Linked DNA regions of Homo sapiens: region 1 is linked to region 2. Evidence: chromatin loops called from intact Hi-C (ENCODE). Cell type or tissue: adrenal gland. All regions are shown on one strand.

Evidence for each region. Hi-C counts contacts between places; a loop is a spot of excess contacts. Peaks named below come from ENCODE experiments on the same cell type or tissue, not always from the same donor. Only the 100,000 strongest peaks of a DNase experiment are listed, where the experiment ranks them.
Region 1: it touches region 2 in a loop (2.6-fold over the local background); 14 of 110 quality-filtered maps call a loop at or near these places.

The regions. Positions count from the first base shown.
Region 1 is chr16:17,393,952-17,401,951 of GRCh38, reverse strand. The region is part of intron 1 of XYLT1 (xylosyltransferase 1); the gene reads left to right. Among named protein-coding and RNA genes, the nearest start is that of XYLT1, 73 kb to the left of the region's middle. In adrenal gland, no CTCF peak of the experiment used is centred here; a DNase peak (open chromatin) is centred at 4,394; H3K27ac peaks cover 3,207 bases.
Region 2 is chr16:17,451,900-17,459,899 of GRCh38, reverse strand. The region is part of intron 1 of XYLT1 (xylosyltransferase 1); the gene reads left to right. It overlaps LOC107987234 (a long non-coding RNA gene), which reads left to right. Exons shown (of 2, transcript XR_001752091.2): 2 at 1-7,428. Among named protein-coding and RNA genes, the nearest start is that of XYLT1, 15 kb to the left of the region's middle. In adrenal gland, no CTCF peak of the experiment used is centred here; no DNase peak of the experiment used is centred here; H3K27ac peaks cover 1,154 bases.

The DNA of each region.
Region 1 (8,000 bases), 58 kb after region 2:
CACTGCGTTGATGCACCTTATTTAATGTCACCATTGCTCAATTGTTGAACATTTAGATTTTTGTTGATATTCTAAATAAATAATGTTGTAAATATCTTTGGGCCTATGGCTTTTATTTTATTTTCTAATTATTTCTGTAATAATTTTTTAAGCAGGAGCTGACTGGCCAAGAAACATTCCATAAATGTTTAGTGCTCCTAAATGTTGTGGAAGTTGATATAATAATAATAATAATAATAATAATAACCATAGCCACTAACCCTTCATTGAACAACTAGGCCAGGCATTATCTGAGTGCTTAGCATACATTTTAAAATTTACCCCTCCCAGCTCCTTGAGGTGGGGATGATGTTATTCCCATTTTACAGATATAGGAACAGAGACAAAGAGAGGTTAAATTACCTGCCCGGGAACATAGAAAAGGATGTTGAAGAAGCCATCCCTTTCCTCAAAAAACTCAGTTGCAGAACACTACACATAGTTACATCGGTAAGCTCAAAGTTGCCCTGGCCAGTTCTTGTGCCATTTCCACAACTTCAGCTTGCAAATGCTAAATATGTGCCCATAAGTATATCTCTCTGTATAAATTTAGGCAGAGATTGAACTTGCAGGAAGTCCGTCTGGCTTTTCTGGAAGACTCTCCCACCCCGGGTGGCTCCATTCCCAGCAACCTCAAGGCAGAATGGTGGAAGTTTTGGAAATTGATCTGAAGTCCGTTTCCCTTGCTTCCTCGTCCCTTTTCCTTTGTAACATCCTCCAGCCCAAGGGCCCAGTGTCCCTATGTGCTATCATCTCCCTTGCAAGCTTTCCAGCCATGATCTCTGAAAAAACTCATCCACACTGAGCTGGGGCTGATTGGAATTCATTCCAGGGAGAGTTGCATTTTGTCAAACACTAATGTTAAAGAATTGACTCTGAAGAATAGATTGTAGACAGGTGTGTGTGTGTGTGTGTGTGTGTGTGTGTATGAAAGAGAGAGTGAGACAGAGAGACAGAGGAGAGAGAGCTGGATTATGTCATCCCCCTGGCTGTTACTTCTGTTTTTCTTCCCCTTTTTTCCTCTTCCCAGTATAGGGTTACTACTTTCCCAATATAGGGTTGATTCCCGTTTGTCCTTCAAACTTCAGATCAGGTGTCCCCTCCTCCGGCTGGCCTTCCTCGCTCTAACTCCACACCTTGTTTCTTTCACTCGTGGCTTTCATTACAAGCTGACTTTGAAGGTTGATGGGTTGATTCATTGCCTGTGTCTCCTCCTAAACTGCAAGTTAGTTAGTTCCTTCCTTCCTTCCTTCCTTCCTTCCTTCCTTCCTTCCTTCCTTCCTCCCTTCCTCCCTCCCTCCCTCCCTCTCTTTCTTTTTTTTTGAGATGGAGTCTCTTTCTGTCACCCAGGCTGGAGTGTGATGGCATGATCTCAGCTCACTGTAACCTCCGCCTCCCAGGTTCAAGTGATTCTCATGCCTCAGCCTCCTAAGTAGCTGGGATTACAGGCGCGTGCCACCACTCCCAGCTAATTTTTGTATTTTTAGTAGAGACAGGGTTTTACCATGTTGGCTAGCTGGTCTCAAACTCCTGACCTCAAATAATCTGCCCACCTTGGCCTCCCAAAGTGCTGGGATTACAGGTGTGAGCCATGGCGCCCAGCCCCTAAACTGCAAGTTCTTTGGGGACAGTAGGTACTATAATTTGTGTTAGTCACTGAGGTACCTAGAATCTAGCATAGTGCCAGGCACAGGGTCAGCTGCACCCACTGTTTGTTGATTGAATGCTTGATGTGTCTCCCAGCATTCCTTTCACTGTCAGCCCCTGTCCTTCCTGTCTACCTGGCCGAAGACTGAGAAAGCTGCTGTTGCCAGGAGAGAGTTTGAAGCTGTGATTTCCTTGTTGCCAAATAAATGAGAAGCCTGGTGAGGGCCAGTTAGCCTGATGGCTGCTGTTGGAGAAGAAGTCCGCTGGCTGGATCCTTAGCGATTGTGTTGAAAACACAGCCACTCTATTTTGTTTTCCTTTCCCAAAGAAATATTTGCTTTATCTCTGGCAGTGTGTACTTTATTATAACAGAGCTGGAGGATGTTGACCTGAGAAGTAAAAAAACATGGTTTCCAAAGAGACTCTGTCAATGGCTTAAAATTAATAAACGTGCAGCTGTGGGTGGTGGTGGGGGCTGGAGTTGGGGGCGAGGGCCGGAGGACAGGGGTGCAGAAGTGATTAAACTGCTCCTGTTTTGCCATGGGGATGACACCGCTTTTCTTTTAGTGGCAGGTTAAGGGGATGAAAATCTGAATTGGCGTATCTTTAAACAAGTTATTACTTCAGCTGTGAGATAATTTGTTGAGAAAATGCCATTATTTTTCCAATATAGGTCCTTCGGACTGTGCAACCGGGGCATGATGCTGGCAGCTGCGGTTGCATGTAGATGCTAAAGCATCATGGAGCGGGAGAATGAACTTCAGGTTAAAGCCTGTTTATTCTTAAATAAATTGAGTTTTCTGTTTTCCACAGTGTAATGAGGAGGGAGCAGGGCTTCCCTCCTGCTCTCAGTGCTGGAGGCCTGGAGTTGTCCACACCCCTTCCCTTGATGCTTAGGATCCTTCCAACAGCACCAGAACCTCTGGGGACTCTCATTCTGCCCAGAAAGGCCAGGGAGAACCCAGGTCTTTACCCTTTGTGGGGAGGAGCCTCGAGGATGGCCTTGAGCATCTCAGCCTCCGTTGCCATGCTTCCCAGTGACTTTGAGGATGTCATCTGTTATGGGTTGAATTATGTCCCCTCTCCTGCCCCCAGATTCATATGTTGAAGTCCCGATTTCCAGTACATTGGAAGTTGACCTTGTTTGGAAAGACGGTCATTGCAGATGTAATTTGCAAAGATGCAGTCATACTAGAAGCGGGGGGGTCCCTAAGCTAATATGACTGGTGTCCTTATAAAAAGGGGGCATTTTAATTAGCCAGGTGTGGCGGCATGCACCTGTAATCCCAGCTACTCAGGAGGCTGAGGCAGGAGAATCACCTGAACCTGGGAGGTAGAGGTTGCAATGAGCCGAGATCGAGCCACTGCACTCCAGCCTGGGTGACAGAGCAAGACTCTGCCAAAAACAAAACAAAACAAAACAAAACAAAAAAACAGTGGGGGGGGGCGGGGACATTTGGACATAGCCATGCACACAGGGAGGACACTTTGTGAAGGCGAAGGCAGAGAGGGGCATGATGTATCTACAAGCGAAGGAACATTCAAGATTCCCAGCAGACCACCAGAAGCCAGGAGAGGGGCATGGAACATTCTTTCTCACAGGCTTCAAAAGGAACCAACCCTACCAACACCTTGATCTTAGATTTCTAGGCTCCAGAAATGGGAGGCAATACATTTTGATTGTTTAAGCCATTTAGTGGTGCTTTGTTATGGCAGCTGGCAAGAAACGAATACATCATCCAAGGGCCATGGTTCACCCATCATCTACTCCCCGAAAAAAATCACTCATACTCACTTAAATCCACGTCTCCACCTGTGCCCTGAGTAAGTCCTTAAATCTGCCATGTAGGCCACCGAAGTTTCAGCTGTCTCTGCCCTTTAGTCTTGCAGAAACACAGTCGGTCTTACGTTGTTACTTTACAGGTAACACCCTCCCTGTGACATTCTAAGCCCCAGATGGGGAGCTGGGCCTCTTTCTTTGTCTTGATTCCAGCAGGCACTTAAGCAGTGCTTGTTGGATTCAGTAGATTTGCCCACTCTGACTCCTGAGATAGACTAGATGCACTTCTAGTCCTTATCTTTCTGGAGTTTTAGCCTCTTGCCTTGTCAGTCCTTTGGTGACCATATGCCACTCAATATTTACGTGGCCTCCGTGGATCCAAGGTCTGCATTTTCCAATCTGGACTCGTATATGTGAAAGAGCTGTTCACGAGATCAGCAGTTTGAGCCAGCCTGACCAACACGGTGAAACCCCGTCTCTACTAATAATACAAAAATTAGCCGGGAATGGTGGTGCATGCCTGTAATCCCAGCTACTCAGGAGGCTGAGGCAGGAGAATCGCTTGAACCCGGGAGGCAGAGGTTGCAGTGAGCCGAGATCGCACCACTGCACTCCAGCCTGGGCAATACACTGTCTCAAAAAAAAAAAAAAAAAAAAAGAGCTATTCAAACTATGGAGTGCCCTAGTAAAATCGTAGCAATGACTCATTCCGCTGTTTGTATGTCTGAAGAGGGACAGTGAGCTAGACTCAAAGGCTCAGGTTCCGGTCCAGCTTTATCATTCACCAGATGGCTATCCCTAGGAAAGTCACTTGACCTCTCTGAACTTTAGTTTTCTCAGCTTGCCTTGTCTGCCTGGGTTGGCAGGGAACCAAGAATATGTGTGAGAGGCCTTTGATAGCATCAGAGCAGAGGCTGTAGACATAGAGTAAAGGGGGGAATGAAAAGGTTCTCATGGTGATCTGGAGAACAGGTACCCCAGCAAAAGGGGTCTCCATGGGAAGGGTGGGCCCAGGGTTGCCAGATCGTCAGAGTTTTTAATAGAAGCCGGAAAGGCGGTTTATTATGATGTATCCCAGCCATCCAATGTTGTCTCGGGTGTTTTTTAAGCACCACAGGTTCATATCAAATTAGATTGCAGACTGTTTCTGGGCCCATGAGCCACCGTTCTGTGATGCCTGCTGTAGGATTTGATTCAGATAGAGGTCGATGGCAATGCTTATTTCCTTTCTGTTACCCGAACCTGCCGATCCAAGCATCCTCCTCAATAACTCTGAAATGCAAGAGTCAATATTAACCAAGGAAAATTTACGTTGTCACCCTCCAGGAAGCCTTCCCTGATCACATCCCTCCTGAATTGAATTGGATCAGAGGTTGGCCAGCCTTTTCTTAAAGGAGCAGATAAGAGGTATTTTAGATGTTGAGGGCCCTTCAGTCTCCTTGGCAACTACTGAACTGTGCCTCTGCAGCCGGAAAGCAGCCAGAGATAACATGTAAACAAATGAACGTGGCTGTGTGCCAATAAAATTTTATTTGCGAAAATAGGCCACGAGCTGAATCTGGCTATGGTATGGGATGGTAATCATTTCCTGATACTCTAGTTAGATACTTTTTTTTCTGAGGTGGAGTCCCACTCTGCCCAGGCCAGAGTACAGTGGCCTGATCTTGGCTCACTGCAACCTGCACCTCCTGGGTTCAAGCCATTCTCCTGCCTCAGATTCCCGAGTAGCTGGGATTACAGGTACCTGCCACCACGCCCGGCTAATTTTTTGTATTTGTAGTAGAGATAGGGTTTCACTGTTTGGCCAGGCTGGTCTCAAACTCCTGACCTCAAGTGATCTGCCTGCCTCGGCCTCCCAAAGTGTTGGGATTATAGGCGTGAGCCACCGCGCCCAGCCTAGATAGCTTTTTTATGTACTACCCTAACACCCTGAATTTAGCCCCTTATCAGCAGTCTACTACCACAACTAAGAATAAACACATTTATTGAGCACTTACTGTGTGCCAGGAGCTGTTCCAACCCCTTCATTTATCTTTACTCATTTCTCACAGTGAGTTTGTGTGGAAGGTCCTGCTGCTATCCCCATTTCACAGATGAGAAGACTGAATCACAGAAAGGTTAAGCAACATGCCCAAGGTCACCCAGCTGAGCTTTCAGACTCAGAAGCAAATAACGCTTTGCTTCTATGGCTCACCCAGCAGGTATTTCACGTCATCTCTGTATTTCCTTGATGCCCAGCACAGGGACTGGCTGTAAGGTTGTGCCCAGGAGTCACTGCATGAGTGACAGGCATTATTTCCGGTTTTGCAAACCTGTACAGGAGGGGTGTAGATACAAACGTTGCATTGTAACCCTTTCTAAATAGACTCAGAGAGTCTGCCTGGGACAAACTTTCCCAAGCCAGACGCCTTTGTTTTTCATGCGTCGAGAATTTGGCAGCTCTGGCTTGGACTTGCACAGGGCTACTTTTAAACATCTGGTTCTCTTAGCAGCCCTAAAATCCAACAGCACCCATAACAACTTTCATCTCTCTGCCGTGGCGCCTTGTGAAACATCACAGCCCCCCTTGGCTGATTGTAGGAATGGTGAACAGAGTCTGCTGTTCACCAACCAACAGATGAGAGTGACAGAGAGGACACTACATCTGAGTCCTTCCCCGAAGGGTCCCTGAAGAATTCCATGTCAATATGGTAAATTGATTCCGATTTGAAAAGCCCTTCACAGATTTCACTGTATTTAAAGGAGTCCCCGATGAGAATCCTTTATATTGTGAATGATCTCCTGGTAATTGATCTGCTTTAGAAGTTTGGCTTCAGTTTAACAGGGGCACCTGTGTTGTTCTGTACTTCTGTGAGCAGAGCTCAAAGTATTATAATGAGCAAGAATAATTATTATGATTATTTATAGGGAGTCATTGTGATGTGCCAGGCACTTGTGACATATGCTTTGTTTTATGTGATTATTTTTATTTTTTTAGAGATAAGGTTTCGCTGTGCTGCCCAGGCTGGAGTGCAGTGGTGCGATCATGGCTCACTGCAGCCTTGAATTCTTAGGCTCAAGTAATCTTTCTGCCTCAGCCTCCCAAGTAGCTGGGACTACAGGAATGCACCACCCTTCCATTTTTTAATATTTAAGAGATTGGTGTGGGTGGGGGTTGATATGATTTGGCTCTGTGTCCCCATCCAGCTCTCATCTCGAATTGTAATCTCCATGTGCCAAAGGAGGGACTTGGTGGGAGGTGATTGGATGAGGGGGGAGGTTTTCCCCATGCTGTTCTCATGATAGTGAGTGAGTTCTCATGAGATCTGATGCTTTAAAAGTGTTTGGCAGTTCCCCCTTCACTCTCATTCTCTCCTGCTGCCGTATAAGATGTGCCTTGCCCCTCTTCCTCTTCTGCCACGATTGTAAGTTTCCTGAGGCCTCCCCAGCCCATGTGGAACTGTGAGTGAGTTAAACCTCTTTTCTTTATAAATTACCCAGCCTCAGGTAGTTCTTGATAGCAGTGTGAAAATGGACTAATACAGGGGGGATGGGCAGGGATCTCACTCTCTTGCTCAGGCTGGTGTTGAACTCCTGTCCTCAAGCGATCTTCCTGCCTTGGCCTCCCAAAGTGTTGAGATTACAGGCATGAGCTACCATGCCCAGCCCAACAAATGCTTTATATACTCTGTTTCATTTGTCCTTTTCAACTCCTCTAAGGGGTAGGTGCTGACCTTTTGCCTATAGGTAAACTGAGTCATAGAGAAGTTAAATTGTGTGCCCAAGGTCACATAGCTGGTCAGTAGCACTGCTGGGATTCAAACCCAGGCGGTCTAGCTCCAGGGCCAGAGCTCTTCCCACCCTCCTCTGTTGTTTTCTCTAAGCGTGGTGGCTTTATTTATCTCCAGAAATGCTGTCCTCCTCCATGGTCTGACATGGAAGCTCAGGTGCTTCTTGCACAGTGGGTAAAGTTGTGCTGTATGTCAGTGAGGATGGACTGCTGCCTCCAGGGCACTCTGCCCAGATGCTCCCTATTGGAATCACTGGGCCATATCAGCTTCTCTGAGAGAGCAGAATGAAAAAGCTGGCAGGGTTGGACTTGGTGGATCGTGTGGAGACCACCGCTGCCTCCCATGGAGAAGATACCTCCATGAAGGCAGAGTAGAAATCTGTTCTCCGTGAACTGCAACGGTGATCGCTGCTGTGGTGGGTGACATGAGCCACCCCTGTACCGTCCAGTGAGGTGGCCAGCAGCCACATGGGGCTATATCAGGAGCCCTGGAAATGTGGCTAGAGCAGTGAGAAATTGAAGTTTTACTTTTATTTCATTTTCATTAATTTAAAACCTGATACCTGATTCAGTTATTAAATATATTTGGAACTACTTGGGTCTGAGAATTTACTTCATTTGACATTTAAAAAAAAATCAATTGGCCGGGCGTGGTGGCTCATGCCTGTAATGCCAGCACTTTGGGAGGCCGAGGTGGGTGGATCATGAGGTCAGGAGATCGAGACCATCCTGGCTAACACGGTGAAACTCCGTCTCTACTAAAAA
Region 2 (8,000 bases):
GTGGGGGACAGGGAGAGAATGAATGAGTGAAATCCACTGGAAATTTCCCACCTACTCATCCATTCATTCATCAGATACTGGTTGGGGTCTGCTGTGTGCCAGGCCTTATGCACAGCAGGGGGAAAGACAGATGTGACCCTGCCCTCATGCTCTTTATGGTTTGGGGGCAGGATGACCTCCCAATAAAAACAAACAAGAACATTGCAAAAAATCAGATTGTTACAAATGCAGCGAAGGAAACCATTAGGGAGCTGAACGAAAAGAAAGAGCTGTGGATAAGCATTTGTTTTGGATGGGTGGATTTATTTTACTTATTCAGGGGTAAGGATTTATTTTGGATCATGCCTTTTGCCATAGTAGTCCTAAACGAGCCCCAGGAATCCAAAATATGGTATAGACACCAATCGTGATGCACCAGTGGTTGGAGGTGCTACAAGGGCAGATATTCTGTAAAAACTCTTTATAAAAAGTTACTATTCGTATCTGTACAACATTTATTCACTTCTTAAATTTATTTGTTAATTTATTGAGACAGGGACTCCTTACGTCACCCCGGCTAGAATGCAGTGGTTTGATCTCAGCTCACTGCAACCTTGACCTCGCAGGCTCAAGCAGTCCTCCCACCTCAGCCCCCTGAGTAGGTGGGACTACAGGTGCGTGCCACCATGCCCGGCTAATTTTTGTATTTTTTGAAGAGGTGGGGTTTTGCTATGTTGCCCAGGCTGGTCTGGAACTCCTGGGATCAAGTGATCCTCCCACCTCAGCCTCCCAAACTGCTGGGATTACAGGCGTGAGCCACCACGTCTGGCTCACTTCTTAAATATTGCCTGCGTTCTTTTAGTTGCTTTTTTCCCAACAAAACCATATGATACAAACATTACTCTAAATATACAACTTGATGAATTCTCACAAACTGAACACATCCGAGTATCCTAGACCAGGAATCATAGCACTGACAACATCCCAGATGCACTCTCTTCTTCTTGGGTGAATATTTAAAGAAATTATTAATCGCTGTATATTTCTTTAAATGTATATTATGGAAAATACAGAAATATAACCAGCCAATCAAAACGGCAGCTTCAACACTCTTCTCGTTTAACATGCAGGTAAAGTGGCATTTAAGTAAGAAGAAGTGGGTTAACAAAATGAAAACACATAAGCAAACTCTAACTGGATTTCAAATCCTGATTGCAGCTTGGTTGGTTAATGACGATCAAGGAAGTGCTGAGATGGCCAAGGTTTGGTCAATGTCAACTTAACCAGTTTGAAGAGTCTTTGCTCCTCTGGTAAACAGCTGTGCTGTTTTGTTCTGAAGTTCAAGTGGAAAGGATTAAAGTTAGATGTTAGGAGGAACTGTGCTCTGGGTCCCTTGGAAAGGAATTCCCCATTGGAGGCCCTCTCTGATGTCTGCATTGCTCCCACAGTTATGGAAAGTAATGGCCCCAGAGCTCCCCATGCCTGTCTTCTGTGACTGAGTTCTGGACATTTCATGTGCGTCTTTTGGATTCACTGTGCATTTGCTTCACGTTGAGTATTTGTACTCTATTCCCCCAAGTGTTGGACATGAAATTAGCATGATGAATGGGTCCCCAAATGGGCCAGTAATGACTACATTAACTTAACCCTGAACCAAGACTCTCCTATTCAGAACCAGGGTAACAGAACCGCAGTACAACGTTAGCAGCAATTCAAAAGGGCATCGGAGACAACTAATCATTTCATAATGAGCGAGGGGAGAAGCAATAAAAGCCGGGAGCCCAAGGACGGCATGATAATTTTGCAGAGTCTCAGCTCTCAACCAGACTCACGTTCATAAAATAAACAAATGTTTTTGGTAATGGAAAGCTAATGTATACATTATTTAAGGATAGTATTAAAACCAGACTAGATGGATCAAGTAATACAACAGTTACCTCATTAAGCATCCTTTCTTTGGGGATGTGAAAAAGTTATTCTTTTTTTTCTTCTTCTTTTTTCCTTTTGAAATGGGGCTTTATTAATTAGAGATGTAATGGGAAATCTTATTTTTTTCCCCAGACTAGTGGCTGTTTTCTGTTTATTTTTTAATGGAGGACTATGCTTTGCAGATGTTCTCTTTGAAATAAAAGCCTATTCATTGTCTCTCTTTTGCACTTTCTTTTATCCTAGCTCAAAAGGGGCAGCTGTTATGAAAGACACTGAGAACCCCGTTTGCTTGTCATCAAGTATTGCAGATGATTCTGTTGTGGATGTAAAATGCTCTTATTGCCTGCTTTTTCTTGTAACCCTATTGAGGGATAGTTTTCAAATTGTGACGTCTGATTTTCTCTTGTTTAGAAGGTGAGTTAAAGACAGAAAGCAGGGAGAGATGTTAAGCTAAACGTCTCCTAAGGAAGGATGTTCAGTGAAAGACTGGGTGGTTTAGAAATGGGTAGAAGTTAGGTTATTCATTCTTCTTTGGCCTGGAGGCTGACTGCTGTTTGGCTTTCTTTTAGAATTAAAGCAAACAAAAAACGCACAACAGCAACATTTGGAGGAAACTGACTGTTTATTGGAGTGAGCAGGCAGATACAGCCCTCCAATGAAGGTGGGTGCTAGAAAGCAGCGATGGGAAATACGTAAGCCAGAAGGAAACCTAGAGCTTTGTGAGTCAGGTGTGGGCTCCAGATGGAATAATGACAGCATAGGGTCCTCTTCCTCCTTTCTTAAAGAAAAGGTAAATTTTAAAAATCAAAACTTGAATTAGTAGCCAAAATCAATGATTTCCAATCCAAATCAAATTTAGAGTGCCTATTAAGAAATTCGAAATTCTGGTCTTCATTCCCAGAGGTAACCATTTGAGTGAGGGGGGATGTGGCTGCCTCGTGTACACGGGCCCACCAGGTCACTTTACTTGTCTGTGTTACCCACAAGATGGCTGTTGGGGTTTGAGTTTGCAACTTTCAGAATGATAATAATAATAATTGCTATTATCTATTAGATGTCACTACGTGGCAGGCACTGTGCTGTACTGAGCAGCGTCTCCTAGATTATCATTTTAATCATTATATCAGCCTTATGATGTGGCTGCTGATAGTATTCCCATCTACAGATGAGGAAATTGAGGCATAGAGAGGGTAAGAAATCACCTGCAGTCACAGAGAAGACTTGGAATTTCAACTCAGCCAGCGTGACTCAGGAGCCTGTGTGTCAAATGCCATGCATGTGCCGCACAGAAAGATGTAACAACTCCCATTAGGTTTTCTTCAGAAGGACACTGCCAGAAAGTTGGTACTGTTGCCGGGCGTGGTGGCACATGCCTGTAATCCCAGCGCTTTGGGAGGCCTAGGTGGGAAGATCGCTGGAGCCCAGGAGTTCAAGACCAGCCTGGGCAACATAGTGGGACCTCGTCTTTACAAAAACATAAAACAATCAATCAGCTGGGCATGGTAGCATGCCTGTAGTTCCAGCTACTTGGGAGGCTGAGGTGGGAGGATCACTTGACCCTGGGAGGTTGAGGCTGCTGTGAGCCGTGATCGCACCACTGCACTCCAGCCTGGGTGACCGAGCAAGATCCTGTCTCCAAAAAAAAAAAAAAAAAAAAAAGGTTTGTACTGTTTGCCTGCTGCAAAGATGGTACCACTGAGACCTAGCAGTGAGTGAACTGAATTGCCCAAGATCAAACCACCACATAGAATGTACAGAGTGACTTATTGCCTGTAAAAAAAAGGTCGAGTGTGAAACTGACTGTGGACGTGGACATCTAGGAAGCTGAAAGTCTGGCTCTGGTAGAAGTACCCTCACCCTGATTCCCATCCTCTGTGTGCACAGAGTGAAGCTGGGGTGACGGCCTCCACCTTCCATCCATAGTCTTGCAGCAGAGAGGTAGCACCTGACACGTAATATTTTGATAAGTTGCTGATTTGTATTAAAATAATAATTACAGCGATAATTACAAGCACGGATTTCACTGAGACTCAGCTGCTGACGGTGAGAAAAAATAATTAATTGCGTATTCTCTGGAAATCAAATGGAAGCCAGACCTGGCCTTTTTCCTTTGTGAGAGTCCAGCGCAGGTTTTGCTGTAGGTTGAAGGCCATGTATTTTGCCAGATGCTGTTTATGTTAATAGTATTGATGGTAGATTTCCATGCGAGGAGTCGCTGGTAATTGGGTGAACATCATCTTTATGCGCAGACGCCGCAGAAAATAGCCTGGCCGGATTCTGATGGTAGCACCATCCCTTAAACCATGAAACAAACTCCACCCTGGAAGTAAACACAATAATAGAGGAAAACAATTTAAATCTACCTTTTATTTATTTATTTATTTATTTATTTATTTATTTATTTATTTAGAGATGGAGTCTCACTGTTGCCTAGGCTGGTCTCGGACTTCTGACCTCAAGTGATTCGCCCACCTAGGCCTCCCAGAGTGCTGGGATTACAGGTGTGAGCTGCTGTGCCCAGCCATTATTATTAAATATTCTTAAGTACTCTAGCATTGGCAGGTACCTGGCCATCATGAAGAAGTCATAACTAATTTAATTTGATTGCTCTCGTTCTCTTTATACTTCTGTTTTTGAAGCTGATTGAATTGTAAGCTACTTTATTATAAAAACTTGCTAAACTTCTCTTGAAGTAGAACATGCATGAGAAAGAATGCAGAAATCATGAATAAACAGCTCCAGAAAGGGATCACGCCCAACTAACCAGCACCCGAATTCAGAGCCCACCAGCCCCCGGGATCCCGGCCACGTCCACTCTGACCCCATGCCTGCAAGGATAGGGTCTCTATCGTGACTTCTAACCCCACCAGGTACTTTTGCCTCTTTTTAGAAATGGAATCATACAGTCTGTACTCTTTTGTGCCTGGTTTGTTTTGGTTAACATTGCGTCTGGGAGTTTTATCTCTGTCCAGGGTTGGCGAACCCCAGCTTACAAGCCAAATCTGGTCCTTTGCCTGTTTTCATATGGCCTGTGAGCTAAGGATGGATTTTATGTTTTTAAATAGTTGCGGGGGGGGGCGGGGGGGGGAGGAAAGAATGATATTTTGTGACGCGTGAAAATTATATGAAATTCAAATTTGTGTCCACAAATTGACTGGGCATGGTGGCTCATGCCTGTAATCCCAGCACTTTGTGGGGCCGAGGTGGGTGGGTCACTTGGGGCCAGAAGTTTGCTACCAGCCTGACCAACATGGTTGAAACCCCATCTCTACTAAAAGGTACAAAAAAATAGCTGGGTGTGGTGGTTGATGCCTGTAATCCCAGCTACTCAGGTGGCTGAGGCAGGAGAATCACTTGAACCCGGGAGGCAGAGATTGCACTGAGCCAAGATTGTGCCACTGTACTTCAGCCTGGATGACAGAGTAACACTGTATCTCAAAAAAAAAAAAAAAATTGCGATCATAAATAAAGCTTTATTGGAACACAGCCATGTCCATTTCATTTATATATCAGCTATGGCCGCTTTTGTGCTATGACAGCACAATTGAGTAGTTGCAACAAAGACTGTATGGGCCCTAAGCCTAAAACATTTACTATCTGGCCTGTTACCAAAAAGTTTGCTAACCCTATGTCTATATTGGTTCACAGAGTTGTAATTGTTCATTTGCATTATTTCATTGTGGAATATACCACAATTTACATATCCATTCTGTTTATGGGCATTTGGGAAGTTCCCAGTTTGGGGCCATTATAAATAGTGCTGCTGTGAACATTCTTGGACATCTCTTTCGGCAAACATATGCAAACATTTCTGTTGAGTATATACCTAGGAGCGGAATTAATTTAACTACTTTTTTTTTACCAATTGATTTGACAATTATATTTTAATTTGGAAGTCTTACCTTTCAGAGTAGGAAGTAAAGCACAGTAATACTTTCAAATGCTGAAACTCTGTAACAAGGCTTATTTTCATAATTAGTCTTGCAAAATTCAGAGTCCGTAGAAACAGTTTCTTAATTGTCCATTGTTCTTCCATTCTTAGTCCCTTCTAGGCTGTTGGGAACAAGCCCGATGTCAACTGCTTTAGTTGCTTTTGGGAATGGTGCCATCATTTAATTTCTTATACCAAAGCCATATTGTCCACAGCGCTCTTATCTTTATTCAGCAAAACAGGTTTGGCAGAATTAGGTGTTTTTTTTCTAGATGTCACTTTCTGCTTTGATTGACTTCTGTTTATCTCTGGCTTTCTGGTTTTCTTGCTGGGAAGCAGATGAATATAGCCCTGTGTCCCCAATAAGATCTCTAGCCTGCAGTAGCGTGTGTCATTTTACATTGAAACTCTGTGCTGAAATATCCCTTTGGGGACTGCATATGCTGTACATGGCCACAGCATCGGAGCACGGAGACTTCCCCGGAGGTGCTGCCTCAGTGTGCGTTGTCAGCATTGTTTAGAAATGCAGGATCCTGTGTCAGTTTCTGAATGCCAGTCACTTCCCATTTGCTGCTCCACTTTTTGGACACTAGCACTGACAGGGTTGGAAGAGTAAAATTAGGATACCCTAGGATCCACCCATCTTTCAGGTTTGCTTGGTGCTGGCTGAAAAATGACTTAATATTCTTTCTGGGGCTTGTCAAAGAGTCCTGTCCGTTCTTCTCCTAAGCCAACCCACTTTACCAGGAGTAAAGCCCTAGCTGTTGTAGGAGCCTGTCTTCTGATTCTGCCTGGTGCGATGAACAAACTTAAGGAATGGCACAAGAGAAGAAGGTCAGCTGCTGTTTTAGTATTACTTTTGGAATGAAATTTGAATTTAGTGCAGAAAGGATTTGTGGACTTGAAACCCTTGGGCTCAGCTAAAATCCTTTCTATGTGACTCAGGATCTGGAAGCCTCAGTTTTCGTCTTTAAAATAGGGCTGCAAAGCTGCAATGCTATTGTGGTTATGATTCCAGAGTGGAATTCCCAGATGTGAGAAACTTAACCCTTAAATTCTGGTAGTTTGCCTCCTTTCCCTTTAGCTTAATAGGTTGTCTTTTTCTGTTGGAATATTTACTTTTGTTAAGGTAAGACTAGAATTGTAAGTATTCATTGAAACTCTTTACAAAGGTGTGTGTGTGTATGTGTGTGTGTGTGTATTCTAGGGGAAGAACTTCTCTTTTTAAAGACTACTTTCTAGATGTTCTAACGTGCTAATTACAACTGATAATTAACTTGGTCTAAAAAGAATCTTAATAGATTTCAAAAGTAGAAAACTTCCAGGCTTCCTTCATAAAACAATAAGATATATTGAAAATTAGCCTCTAAAAGACAATCGCATAGAAATTTAAACAATCGAAACTCTTCTAAGTAATTCTTAGATCAATGAATAGATTAAATTTGACATTTCAGATTATATATTGATTAGCGAAAATGAAAATACTTCATATCAAAACTTGAGATAAGGTTAAAACTGTGCCCAGAGGAAAACTGGTAGTCTATTTTAAAAGCACTTTAGGTTTTGACATTAAATATGAAAGAGTAAAATAATTAAAATAAAAGTCCATTAAAAAAATAATTGAGGCTGGGATGGTCTCGAACTCCTTGGTCTGAAGCCACCCTCCTGCCTTGGCCTCTCAAAGTTTTGGGATTATAGGTGTGAGCCATGGTGCCAGGCCTGAGACCCTGTTACTAACAAAAAAAAAAAAAAAAAGAAAAAAACTGAGAATCAAACAAAAGAAAGTAGGAAAGGGACATTAAGAAAAATAAAGGCAGAAATTCACAAAACAGAATGCAAACACGATAGTATTAATTCATGAGATCCTTTAATGACCCAACCATACAAAGTGCTAATTTCGTTCCTCTTAGGGTTAGAATCTATGAATAGGCTGTAGGTTCCTTAATTCTCAATGCTTGCTCAATGCTTCTCTTATAGCAATTGAGTAAGGGAACCTGTCAGTAGCAGGAGGCACCACTGGTTTCATGTTATTAGGATGGGCGGGTTAGGGGAAGTTATCACTTAGCCTGCCCACATCAAAACACAGCACACTTCATGTACCTTTTTTCTGCTGATCAATTTCCTCTCATTTTTAAGAATAGTTAAGAATGGCAGAGTAGCT